Regions from separate parts of the Mus musculus genome. Here all the other regions are linked to region 3. Evidence: chromatin loops called from intact Hi-C (ENCODE). Cell type or tissue: heart. All regions are shown on one strand.

Region 1 (4,000 bases), 130 kb after region 3:
GGCTCATGGGTCCCATGCCACTGTGTAGTGACCTCTGGGAAGGGACAGGAGTCAGTAGGGATGACTGTCAAGTCTTTACTCATTATCTTTCTGTAAATTACTTCTCTGTCTTTACTATACAGCGCTTCACCCTGTGTTTTTGGTTTGTGGTTGGGCATGTCTAGCTCTCAGGCTTACAGTTGAAGTTTCAGAGCTGCTGCTTATAGTTGGTTCTGGGAGGAACCTGGAAGAGGAGGTGGCTGCTTGGGGTGTCCCCAGGAAGGAACCAGAACGGCCTGGGCTTACCTTCCCATACAGCTGCTCCATGTCCTCTGTGCCCCTCACCACCACATTGTTGCTAATCATTTCAGCCTGGAATATTCGGAATTCCTTCCTGGGACCTTGGTCCTGACCAAAGGGGATGGGCAGTGGTGACTCGTAACTCTCATAGACTCTTCTTTTCCTCTTAGGAGCACGGAAGACTGCCTCTGCCATTCTTCAAGGATAACAGGTCTCTAGAGAACAAAGGAGAGGAACCAGTCAGTAAAAACGGACCATCAGAGCCAGCACAATCAGAACCAGGTTGACCTGGTCTCTGGGGGAAACAATGAACTAGAAGACACCATGTAATAAGGACATCAGTCACGGGGGTATCTCAGATGCTAAGACCTCTAAGAAGCCAGTGCCATCACCTTAACTGAAGCTGGTAACACCAAGGCCTTAAGAATTCCTGTCTTTGAGCCAGGCGTGGTGGTGCACACCTTTAATCCCTGCACTCAGGAGGCAGAGGCAGATGGATTTCTGAGTTCGAGGTCAGCCTGGTCTACAAAGTGAGCTCCAGGACAGCCAGGGCTACACAGAGAAACCCTGTCTCGGGGGGGGGGGGGGTGTGGGGCAGGGAGAAGGAAATCCACGAATCATAGCAGAGTCACTGTCATTTAGGGGCCAGTTATGTCCTACGAAACGCCAGTGGGTGTGTGCAGGGACTGAAGCCAGGCTGTCCGTGCTGTATTCTACCCTGTGTGCTGGCTACCGCAGTGTACACACCACCATCAGGAAGCTGCTGCATCTTAGCTGGAAAACCTTTGGTAAAAGTCCCACCGACACTGGGCTTTAGCTCATCTATAAAGGGGTAGAAACCCAGCTCCTCACAGCCATGGTTCACAGAGGACAGGGCCTGGCAGAGTGGCATCACCCAGACTCTGATGATGCTGGTTATGAAGTGAGCGCCAGCAATGCCATTTTACAGTCAAGGCAACACTCAGGTCAGTGAGGCCCGTAAGGGCCCTGTGAATGACATCACTGGATTAACATCAGGGCTGTGGGAACCAGAGCCCAGGCCCTCTCTGTGGCTCCTGCTCAGACACAGGTTTGCATCTGTTTACTGTGGTCTAGGTCTGAGTGAGATGCCACACAGCTACCAACCAGGTAGAGACTTACCTAGAAGGATCCAAGGAAGCTGATGTGAAGACCTCTTTATTCTGGGTCTTACTTATTCTGACCCAAGGAGACAAAACCAGTGTGGAATACACACAAAAGTGAGTTGGATGTGACACGGAGCTGGGGCCGGCTACCAGCACCGAGCATTGCTGAGTCACAGCCCATGCAAGTGTGTACATTCCAACTGACAGACGCTTCACCAGGCCGGTGGGGGATTTGAACCTGCAGCTGTCTAGGGTCAGGTCTACACATGACTTAAACTGGGAGCTTACTGAGGAGGTGGGTGTCATGACCATTAAAGAGGAAACGATGTGGCAGGAGCACTGCCTGCTCTTTTAGAGGATTCAGGTTCCACCCTCCGCATCCACAGGGTAGTTCATGCCCATCAGTAACTCCAGTCCCAAGGATCCAATGCCCTCTTTTGGCCTCTGTGGGTACTGCATGCATGATAAGCACAGACAAGACACACAGGCAGGCAAACACCTGCAAAATGACAGTCGTGGTGGCGGTGGTCATAACAGAAACATCAAGCCCTGGCCAAGGTGTTCACGAAACTTCTCATGAAGCCAGGAATGTCAATAAAGACAGAAGGAAAGATGGACCAAGGAAGTTAGAACAATGGACAAGTGCGTGTCAAAGATAACCACGCACGGGGATGGAGAGAGGCTTGGTAGGTACTCATCCAGAAGAAAGACCCAGGTTCAATTCCCAGCATGCACATGGTGGCTTATGCCCACCTGCAACTCTAGCTGCAGGGGATCAGAAAGCCTCTTCTGGCTCCCTGGGGAACAAAGTACTCGAACGTTACATGTCATAAAGCAGATACATACAGCCAGGTACATATGTATAGGGTAGACCAGACCAGGACGGTGGTCTGGAGGACTGGATATAAAGGCTTTTAGTTGCTTCTTTTCCTAGTGCTGGGAATTGAACTCAGGGCCTGGATCATTCAAAGAAAACTCTCTATCAAAGGAGCCACAGTCCCAGCCCAGCCACATTCTTTTTTTTGTTTGTTTGCTTTTTTGTTTTTTCGAGACAGGGTTTTTCTGTGTAGCCCTGGCTGTCCTGGAACTCACTCTGTAGACCAGGCTGGCCTCAAACTCAGAAATCCGCCTGCCTCTGCCTCCCAAGTGCTGGGATTAAAGGCGTGCACCACTATCGCCCGGCTGCCCAGCCACATTCTTATTCCCATTGTACAAGTGAGAAGAATGGCTTGCAGCGTGTGTGTGTGTGTGTGTGTGTGTGTGTGTGTGTGTGTGTGAATGTATCTGCAAAGACTGTTAAGGAGAAACCTGCTCATGCCTGTCACCAGAGCACCACAAAGCATATTTCTGTCCATCAAAAGCAAGGCCTGTCCTTCATTCTTCTCTTAATCTGCTAGCCTAATATTCATTTAAAAATTTCGGTTTTGCTGACACGTGGCCTTGTTATGCAGCTTTGGCTAGCTTTAAACTATGATCTTTCTGCCCCAGCCTCCCATGTACTACAGCTAAAAGCACGAACCATGACACCCAATGGTCAGCCCAACCCCGCTCTATATGCTTCTACCGTCAATCCAAGCACAAAGCATACAGTAAAAGGTGGGTCCATATCACTTTCCAACACTCTTGGATCAGGGGTCAAAGAAGCCTCTCTTATGGCAAACTTACTCATGGTCTCTTAGCATGTATTTTATTTATTTATTTATTTATTTATTTATTTATTTATTTATTATTTTGAGATGAGGCCACACGTAGCCCAGGCTGGCTCCAAACGTGATATGTAGCTGAGGAAACTTAAAACCAGCTTGATGCTCTCGCTTCCATCTCTGGAAGTTGGGATTACAGGCGGGCAGCAGCTTGGTTGGATGCGGTGCTAGGAGTAGACAACAGGCTGCCAACCGAGTCCCATCCTCAGCCCCTCGTGGGCTCCTCATCATTTGCAAACACACTTTCATCTGTGTCCCCCACTGCACAGCTCCTGGGCCGAGGTGCAGGGCTGAGGGCCAAGGCAGACCAGCTTGGGGCTGGGGCAGATGGCATCTGTCAGCGAGAGCGAAGCGCTCCGCAGCCCTCGGGACGCTGTGCCCATGCGCGCTTGAGTGACAGCCACAGCTCCCACCCCGCTCCCGCCTGAAGTCGCTCGCACGCTGGACACAGAACGCGAGAAACAGGACTACTCAGTCTTACCTTTCGCCGCCACGCGCGCCCACCGTTACCCGGCAACCGGGGGGCGGCGCTGCAGCCGTCAAGCAGTGCGGCCGCAAAACCAGTTGCACGCAGCCGCAAAAGGGACTGGCTGTGTCCTAGCACAGCACGCCTGCGCACTGTACCGCTGACGATACATTCCGCCCCATCCCCCGGCTAAGTCTAATGAGGAAGGCTAAGGGGTAATATATCCCGCCTTAATTCTCACAGCAACCCCCAAGGTTTGTTTGTTTGTTTGTTTGTTTTCCTTTTGAGATTACATAGGTCTCACTGTATAGCCTTGGTTTGCCTGGAACTCACTTTGTAGCCCAGATTGGCCTTGAACTCATGGAGGGACACCTGCCTTTGCATTGCCAGTGCTCACTGCCTGTAAGTTCTAACACAAGGTCCATTTT
Region 2 (4,000 bases), 99 kb before region 3:
TGTTTATGCAGGAATAGAAACCCTGACTAAGACACTATCACTGAAAGCCTGGAACTGAGACAGAGGCCGTGGAGGTTTAAAAGCATGTGCCACTACGCCCAGAGAGGCCATAGAGGAGCGCTGCTTACTGACATACAGGCACGAATGACTCTTCCAACTTGCTTCCTTATATCCCCAAGTCTATCTGCCCAGGGCCCTCATCACTCACAACAGGATGCACCCTCCCCAGTCAATCACTAATTTTAAAAAATGGACCACAGTCTATCTCTAGATCAATCTTATGGAGGCATTTTCTCAATTATGGTTCCCTCTTCTTAGGTGACTCTAGCTTGTGTCAACCTGACTTGGAAAACCAACTAGCGCACCCATCAAGAGTTTGATGCAGGGCTGGTGAGATGGTTCAGTGGTTAAGAGCGCCGACTGCTCTTCCGAAGGTCCCGAGTTCAAGTCCCAGCAACCACATGGTGGCTCACAACCATCCCTAACGAAATCTGATGCCCTCTTCTGGAGTATCTGGGGACAGCTACAGTGTACTTACATATAATAAATAAATAAATTAAAAAAAAAAAGAGTTTGATGCAAATGTTCCTGCTTCAGGGGTGATCCTGATCACCCTGACCAACACACACCTAAGCATTACAGTCTCCCTAGATAGTCACTTCAGGACTTTGCACCCCTCCTTGACAGCACTTTTCTCCCATACAGCGAATGTATGAGAACACTTCATGCACACACACCCACACACACACACACAGAAAGACATATAATATCCCCACATATATACACATACACATAATAACCCCCATACCATGCACATACACACACATATATGAATACATATACTTTCACACATGTACACACAAACAAACATACATACATAAATATATGCACATATCTTGCACACACATAAACACATGTGCGTGCACACATACTCTTGCTCAGCAGGCTCACATCTAATACTCCAAGCTCAGCAAGGAACAGGTCTGACAAGGGAGCAGGGTGAGGGCAGGAGAGTTTGTGCTCAACAGACCTTGAGCAGAGGTGTGGATCGAGGCCCCTTTTTGGAGTGTGTGTGTGTGTGTGTGTGTGTGTGTGTGTGTGAGACATATTAGATATCCTGCATCAAGTATTTACATTACCATTCCGAACAATAGCAAAATTATAGTTATGAGTAGCAACCAATTCATATTATGGTTGGAGGTCACCACAACACAAGGAACTGTATTAAAGGTGTGCAGTGTTAGGAAGGTTGAGAACCACTGGCTTAGAGCCAAGCGGCCTCGTGGAAACCCGAACCCAGAAATCAACATTCACAAATATACCGCAGCATTTCAAACACCTCAGGTCTGCAGACATCACTCTCAGAGGAAATGTCATGGTGCTGGGGTGGTGGGGATAATAATTTGACAAGCAAGAGCTCCAAAGCAGAGCGAGGCTTTAAGTAAACATACTTGTCTTATCAGTGAGGTAAAATTTGGCCAGCTGCCTCCTTAACCCCAAGCCTCGGTTTTTCCATGAATAAAACGGAAATTGTCTTTGCCCCTCTCCCACAGCATCCTTGAGGGTTTTAATAGGTCAATCTGAGCAAGCAGGCTCAGAGAGGTTACGAAGCACCAGCGTGAGGTAGGTCACCTGAATCCTCAAACAGCACTGCCTCAGTGAAAAAGGATTTGGACATCCCTGTCAGACCTCTCAAGTTCTTGGTTTTCTCTGTCAAGAGTCTGATCCCCAAATAAAACTGAGAACCAAGGCTGGCTGTCCCTTGCCTGGAACCCCAGTCAGACATTCCCCGCTGGGAACCATAAGCCATGGTCTCCTGCCATGTTGAGAGGCAGCACCATAGGACACTGGGACACATGGTGCCTGGACAGCTGGTGGGGGGCGGGGGTTGGGAGGAGGCTCAGGCTCTTGGTATTCAGACTTTTAAAAATAGAAACCATTCTCATATGCTCAGGGTGGTTTTAGGTGTCCTCAACGCTGCTGGCAGGGACAGATTTAAAGGGCTTCTCAGGCCCTGAGTGATAGAGCCAACTCCCTGATAGGCCCAGGAGTCATTCCCTCAACTCTGGCAGGCCATGTGACTTTGAGTAAGTCAAAGCCCCCTCCAGACTTCTGGAGAACAGAAAGAACTTGGGCCCAAAGAACAAAGAACAGTCTACCAGGACCTGCCCCGTTTCCCTGCACAGAGTCAGGACAACCATTCACAAAGCACTTACCTGCTACCTAAAGCACAAACAGCTAAGCTAAGGCTCAGAGGGCATGGAGTACTTTGCCCATCACTTACAGATCTAGTTAGTGATGGTTGCCGAGATCTGAAGCCAGGGCAAAGGATCCCAAGCCCTACTACCACTGTGGGGCTTAGGGCTGCACAGAGATTTTTGAGGACTGTATTTACAGGACACGGAAAAGGTCAGACCACACAAATAGGCTTCTGGCCCCTCCGGACTGGCTAGATTGGGAATCCCACTGACACCTCCAACTCTGCTTGGCCCTACCGTTAGCATTGTATCCAGGCCCTTCATGTCCCTGAACCTAATTTTCCCTGTTTGTAATCGGAGGGATAACTACTGTGACAGAAGACTCAGAATGGTGCACTGTCCTGTTGACTTGAGGGTCCACAACTGACCAACAACCCCTTTTTATCACTGAACCTCAGTTTCCCCTGCAAGAGGGGCTGCATCAGATATTCCCATTCCTCTTGCCAACTCTGTTCCTGTGTTTCTGTGGTGTTTGGAGAGGAGGATAGGAGAAAAAGAATGGGGGAGAGAGATAGCCCTCACCCCAACCTTTGCTTCCTGCTCTAAACCATCTTGGGAGAGGAGGGGAATAAGGAAGATGGGGTGGTGATGAGGGGCCAGGGAGAAAAGGCACGGGATGAAAAGAAAGAGATGAAAGAAAAGTAAAGTTTGTTAGGGTTAGGAGACCCGGTAGGGGTACAGGGTGCGGGGGATGGGGTAACCTAGAGACCGGGCAGAAGTGTGGGTCTCGGAAGATAGCCTTGGATGGAGGTTGTGCAGGGAAGCGGCCTGTTTCAATGAGGGTCAGAAGAGGACTGCACTGGGTTCCAAAGAGAGGCCGACGGGGACTTCACTGGAGAGCCTGGGGGGCGCCCAGTGTTGGGGACTTGAGAGGCCAGCACAGCAAAGGCGGGAAGAGGCTGGGGGCGGGGCTGCAGGCCCAGCCAGGCCCAGGCGAAGAGGCCGGGGGCTCCCACAGGGGTCCGCAGGGGGGGGGCAGGGGAGCAGAGGGGCGGCCGGGACAGGCTGAGACCCCTGAAAACGAGTCCCGAGCCCCCACAGGGCGCACCTGAAGTCTTTGTCGCTGGACGTCATCTTCTCCAGCAGGCTGGAGATGTAGAAGGCACCGGTACTCATGCTGGCTGCGCCGCGGGGTTGCGGGTCGAATCGAATATGGCGGCGCGGCCTCCCCTCCCCTCCACCACGCCCCCTCCCCCACCGGCCACGCCCCTTCTCTCTCTCTCTCTCTCTCTCTCTCTCTCTCTCTCTCTCTCTCTCTCTCTCTCTCTCTCTCTCTCTCTCTCTCTCTCTCTCTCTCTCTCTCTCTCTCTCTCTCTCTCTCTCTCTCTCTCTCTCTCTCTCTCTCTCTCTCTCTCTCTCTCTCTCTCTCTCTCTCTCTCTCCCCTCCTGTCCCGAGCAGGACTGAAGTAACGGGCCTGGCCCCCTCTCCTGGACAGCTCTGCTCAGCATGGGCACCAGCAGCTCACCACCCGGCCCTGACCACGCCTTCTCCCGATTGTGCCTTGAAGACCCCTTGACTTTGCTCTCTCAATGGCACTCATGCAAACAGGGACATGGGATGGCAATTCCAGATTCTACCAGGTTCCACACAGCCAAAGAACCTGAGATGAATTAAGGACGGACTTCAGGTTCCCAAAGCCGAGAGCAATAGCTGTTCCCTAAAGTTGATCACAGTTTTCCCCAGTTAGGAGGTGTGTGTGTGTGTGTGTGTGTGTGTGTGCGCGCGCGCGCGCGTAGATCTT
Region 3 (4,000 bases):
ATAGCCACAAAACTAATTTTATGATCGGGGTCACCACAACATGAACTGTTTTAAATGGTCACAGCCTTTGGAAGGTTGAGAACCACTGCTGCAGCATCGCCTAGGAGACACACTTCTGGGTGTGTCTTTGAGGGAGCGTCTAGATTGGGTTGTTATCAGAAGACCCATTCTAAAAGTGACACTAATCCATAGGCAGAGGGTCTCAGACAGGAAAAGGGAACACAAAGGAGCAGTGAGCTAAGACCTGAGTCTCTGTCCTGACCATGGGGAGACACAACCATCAGCCTCCATCTCCTGCCATCATGGCTTTCCCACCATGATGGACTGCGTCCTTCAACTGTCAGCCAAAATAAGAAGCCCTTCCTTTCTTTTATTATTATGATTTAATCTATTTATGTGTATCTGTGTACTATGTGTCTGGTACACAGAGATCAGGAAAGGGCATTTGATCCTCTGCACCTGGAGTTATGAGTGGTTGTGACTACCATGTGGGTGTTGAGAATTGAACCTAAGTCCTCTGCAAGAGCAGCTGGTGCCCTAACCACTACCCAGTGGTTAGCCATTCCCCTTTGGGCCTACCTCCCCCCCCCTTTTTTTTAACCCTGCATTTGTCCATTATCTTGTCACAGAAACCAGAAAAGTAACCAATACAAAAGCCAAAAGATGGAAAGAACCTAAATTTCCATGGTTATCCTAGACAGAAAATCTGGTGTAAACTTCTGATGAAATAGTTTAGCTCTAAAGAGGAGTGAAGTATTAGCACACATGTGTTACAGATGAACTCGGAAACAGGCTAAGTGAAAAGACTTAAATCATAAAGGGCCCCATACTTTATAAGTATCCACGCACACAAGATAATCTAGAAGTCAGGTCTGTAGTAGCAAAATGAGTATTGGTGGTTGCTCTGGGTGGGAGCTAGTGAGAAACTAAACTGCTTAGTGGGTAATTTTATTTCAGAGTAATGGAAATGTTTTGGAACCAAAGTTGTGGTTACACAATACTGTGAACGCACTAAATGCCAAAAGATGTTTACTTATAAATGGTTACTTAAAAAAAACAAAAAAAAACTTGTCTGTGTATTTGTAAATGCGGTTGCAGGTTGCGCACGTAGCACCGGGTTCGAATGGAGGTCAGAGGATAACTTTCAGGAGCCTGTTCTCTCTTCCATCAGGTTTTACTCTGCACACTTTTTACTCTCTGAGTCACCTTGCGGGTCCCCAAATGGCTACTTGGAAAATACTTACACAGAGGTAGGAGAACCAGAGTCTGAGGCCAGCCTCAAATTAAGAGGGAATCTGGCACATGCTTTTAATCCCAGCACTCAAGAGGCAGAGGCAGAGCGATCTCTTTGAGCTCGAGGCCAGCCTGGTTTACAAAGTGAGTTCCAGGACAGACAGGGCTGTTAGACAAAGAAACCCTGTCTCGAAAAACCACAATAAATAAATAAAATTGAGAACCTATTTCAAAGAGGGGAAAAAAAAAAAAAAGCACAATTGACAATACACATTGCCCTCCAGGTGTCTATTCCACGGGGGCTGTACGAAGACGCACAACAGGCTTCAGTTTACGGTGGGCCATATTGTCGCATCAATTTTAATTTTTTTTTCTTTTTTGAGACAGGGTCTCATGCAGCTCATATGACCGTGAACTCCCGACCCTCTTGCCCTCACTTTCCAAGCGCTGGCATTACAGGTGTGCAACACCATACTTTTAGTTTTTGGTCAACTTGGTGTACTACAGCGAACACTCCATCTACAAATGAGGAACCTGAGGTTTCACATAGCATGAGGGCTTTCCCACAAAACCCCTAGGCCGCCATTCTCCACGGATGTCAACTTCGGAGAGGAAGCACCAGAGCTGGAGCCCTGTGCCGTGTGTCACCAGGCGCGTCTGGCCCGCTGAGGGCCTCGCGGGTGGCCGGACCGCGGCTGCAGCCCAATACCACTGGCCTCCAACCAGAAACAGTCACTCTGCTACCACGGAGTCAACCCCGAAATGGCGGCCGCAGGACCGCGAGGCCACGCCCCCGGAGGCGGGGCCACATTCCAGGCTCGAGCGATAGATCCCCGAGCCGAGTTTTAAGCGGACTGCCGAGCCCAGGAGCTCGCGCAGAGGCAGTGAGCCCGGCGGCGCCGCAGGTCGTGGAGACGAGTGTCGAGCGCAGGGCTAGCTCGCCCGGGATAGCCTGAGAGCGTCTTCTTCGCGGGTGCTGGTGCCGCCATCTTGGATGGCGGGAGTTAGAGCCGAGCGGACTTGAGGCGGGAAGGCTTCTCTGTTGTTCTCCGCAGGCCCTCGGACGGGCCAGCTGGCCGAGCTTTGGGGCGCGTGCCCTGAGGCGCGGGGCGCTAGTGCAGCGATGCGGGGCCTCCCCGGGGCCCCGTCCCCCGGGCTGGGGACACGCCGAATGTGACCGCAACCAACGCGTTCTCTCAACCACCGCTGCCGCTGCACGACGGGACCCGGCACTGCCCGGCTCCCTCAGGTAGGCCACAGGGCTGACGGTGCGACCGTGGGGCGCAGGGTCGGCCAGGCCGCTGTCATCCTGGTGGCGGGCCGGGCGCGGGCCGGGTGTCATGGCCGGCGAGCCAGTTTCCACACCCCTGCTCAGATTTCCCAGTGTTTCTCGGAAACGTGCCAGCGCCACTCCGGTGCCCAGCGAGCATTCCTCATATTTTGGCAATGGGGGAAAAAAAATCCTCCCAGAGCTGCCCAGTGACTGTGTTGTCACTGGGATGGGCTCGTTCTTTTTTCTCTCGGGCTGCAGAAGTGGGGGGAGCCCGGCCTTGCACCTCCTCTCGGGCTGCTTCGCTTAAGTGACACCCTTTTAGGGAAGACAAGAGGAATCGGGGAAGGCAGCGAGAGAAACCGGTCAGGGTCCCGCCTCAAAGGCTTGCGACCTCGCCTGGGGCTTCCAAATGGGTGGCCCGGGATGCTCGCGATCGGGAGCCAGGCTGCCTTTTGTGTGAAGCGACAACCTCCCAGGCTTTTGCAGAGCCGGTGCATGGATGCAGAGTTGGGACACAAACGAGGTGACCGTGTTCATTCATTGTTCTCTCTCCAGGGCCCAGGGTGTGCCTCTGGTTTTCATTCTTTGTTAGGAGGGACAGTCGAATCTCTTCTTTCCCGGTTGAGACGTAACTGGGTCCTGGGGAATGGGCCAGGTCTGTGTATAGAAGTGGGGAATGAATTCAGGGCACGTCTGAATGCCTGCAATGCGTCCTGTGGGGTCGTTGGAGACTCAGCTCCTGGGGCGTGAAAACAACCGGAGGTGATAAGGCTTGTTTTCCCAAGTGTTCTTGGGATTTAGAACAGTTAGGTGCAGAGTCGAGAAGCCCTGAGGTTCCTTGCTTGCTTCTGCGCGGAGTTTGAAGGACTGTTCCGCCAGGTGAGGCAGAGGGGAGGACATTGTCGGCGGAGGGAACAGCTGGCACCAAGGCTCAGAGGCATAGCCTGCGGGAGTTGGGATGATTTGGGGGAGCAGCTAGTAAATGTGGGGTGCAGGAAGACAGACGTCAGGGTTCAAAAGGAAAAATTGATCGCTTGTGAAGGGTCTGTGTGATGGATAGTAATGAACTAGTTCATTTATTAATTAACTTCATGTTGTGAATGTTTAGTTCTTGCTGGTTACTGCTTTGCTCCCCTCCCGCTATGGTAGTGAACAAAATTTACCTTGTTAAGTCTTGCTAACCAGTTTTGGTAATTGATAGAAAATGTTTTGTGCTTGCTTGATCACTGGTTCCTATTTGGAGATACTCTTGCAGCTATTTCTAAGGTTAACACATTCCCCAAACAGACAGAAATTGGCAGATTATAGAAAGCACCTGAAGAAGTGTAGCATGAAAGTATTTTTAATTAACCCTATTTATGTAGTAGACTCTTTTCTTTGGACAGAGTCCCCAGGTTGCAGCTTTGTTAAGACGTCTGCAGCCCTGTGAACATTCTTCTTCTAAAATAGCTCCTTCGATTAAGGCTTATGCTGAAGTGGCTATTTGGAAGTGAA

The links. Hi-C counts contacts between places; a loop is a spot of excess contacts. Peaks named below come from ENCODE experiments on the same cell type or tissue, not always from the same donor. Only the 100,000 strongest peaks of a DNase experiment are listed, where the experiment ranks them.
Region 1: a loop joins it to region 3, with 2.1 times the contacts of the local background. A loop is called at or near these places in 1 of 42 quality-filtered maps.
Region 2: it touches region 3 in a loop (2.2-fold over the local background); 1 of 42 quality-filtered maps calls a loop at or near these places.

What each region holds. Positions count from the first base shown.
Region 1 is chr6:115,544,316-115,548,315 of GRCm38, reverse strand. It overlaps Tsen2 (tRNA splicing endonuclease subunit 2), which reads right to left and starts at 3,625. Exons shown (of 12, transcript NM_199033.2): 1 at 3,588-3,625; 2 at 286-494. The coding sequence starts at 474. It overlaps Gm36355 (a long non-coding RNA gene), which reads left to right and starts at 3,669. Exons shown (of 7, transcript XR_869382.3): 1 at 3,669-3,974. In heart, CTCF peaks have their summits at 1,850 (motif pointing left) and 3,588; DNase peaks (open chromatin) are centred at 1,854 and 3,665; H3K4me3 peaks cover 1,219 bases; H3K27ac peaks cover 821 bases.
Region 2 is chr6:115,773,985-115,777,984 of GRCm38, reverse strand. It overlaps Cand2 (cullin-associated and neddylation-dissociated 2 (putative)), which reads right to left and starts at 3,428. Exons shown (of 15, transcript NM_025958.2): 1 at 3,307-3,428. The coding sequence starts at 3,374. Mir7660 (microRNA 7660) reads right to left here and starts at 2,328; the gene lies at 2,266-2,328. In heart, no CTCF peak of the experiment used is centred here; DNase peaks (open chromatin) are centred at 2,054, 3,294 and 3,728; H3K4me3 peaks cover 3,179 bases; H3K27ac peaks cover 3,135 bases.
Region 3 is chr6:115,674,718-115,678,717 of GRCm38, reverse strand. Raf1 (v-raf-leukemia viral oncogene 1) reads left to right here and starts at 2,083. Exons shown (of 17, transcript NM_029780.4): 1 at 2,083-2,482. It overlaps D830050J10Rik (RIKEN cDNA D830050J10 gene), which reads right to left and starts at 2,750. Exons shown (of 1, transcript NR_152134.1): 1 at 351-2,750. In heart, CTCF peaks have their summits at 1,768 and 2,547; DNase peaks (open chromatin) are centred at 2,077 and 2,727; H3K4me3 peaks cover 2,849 bases; H3K27ac peaks cover 2,644 bases.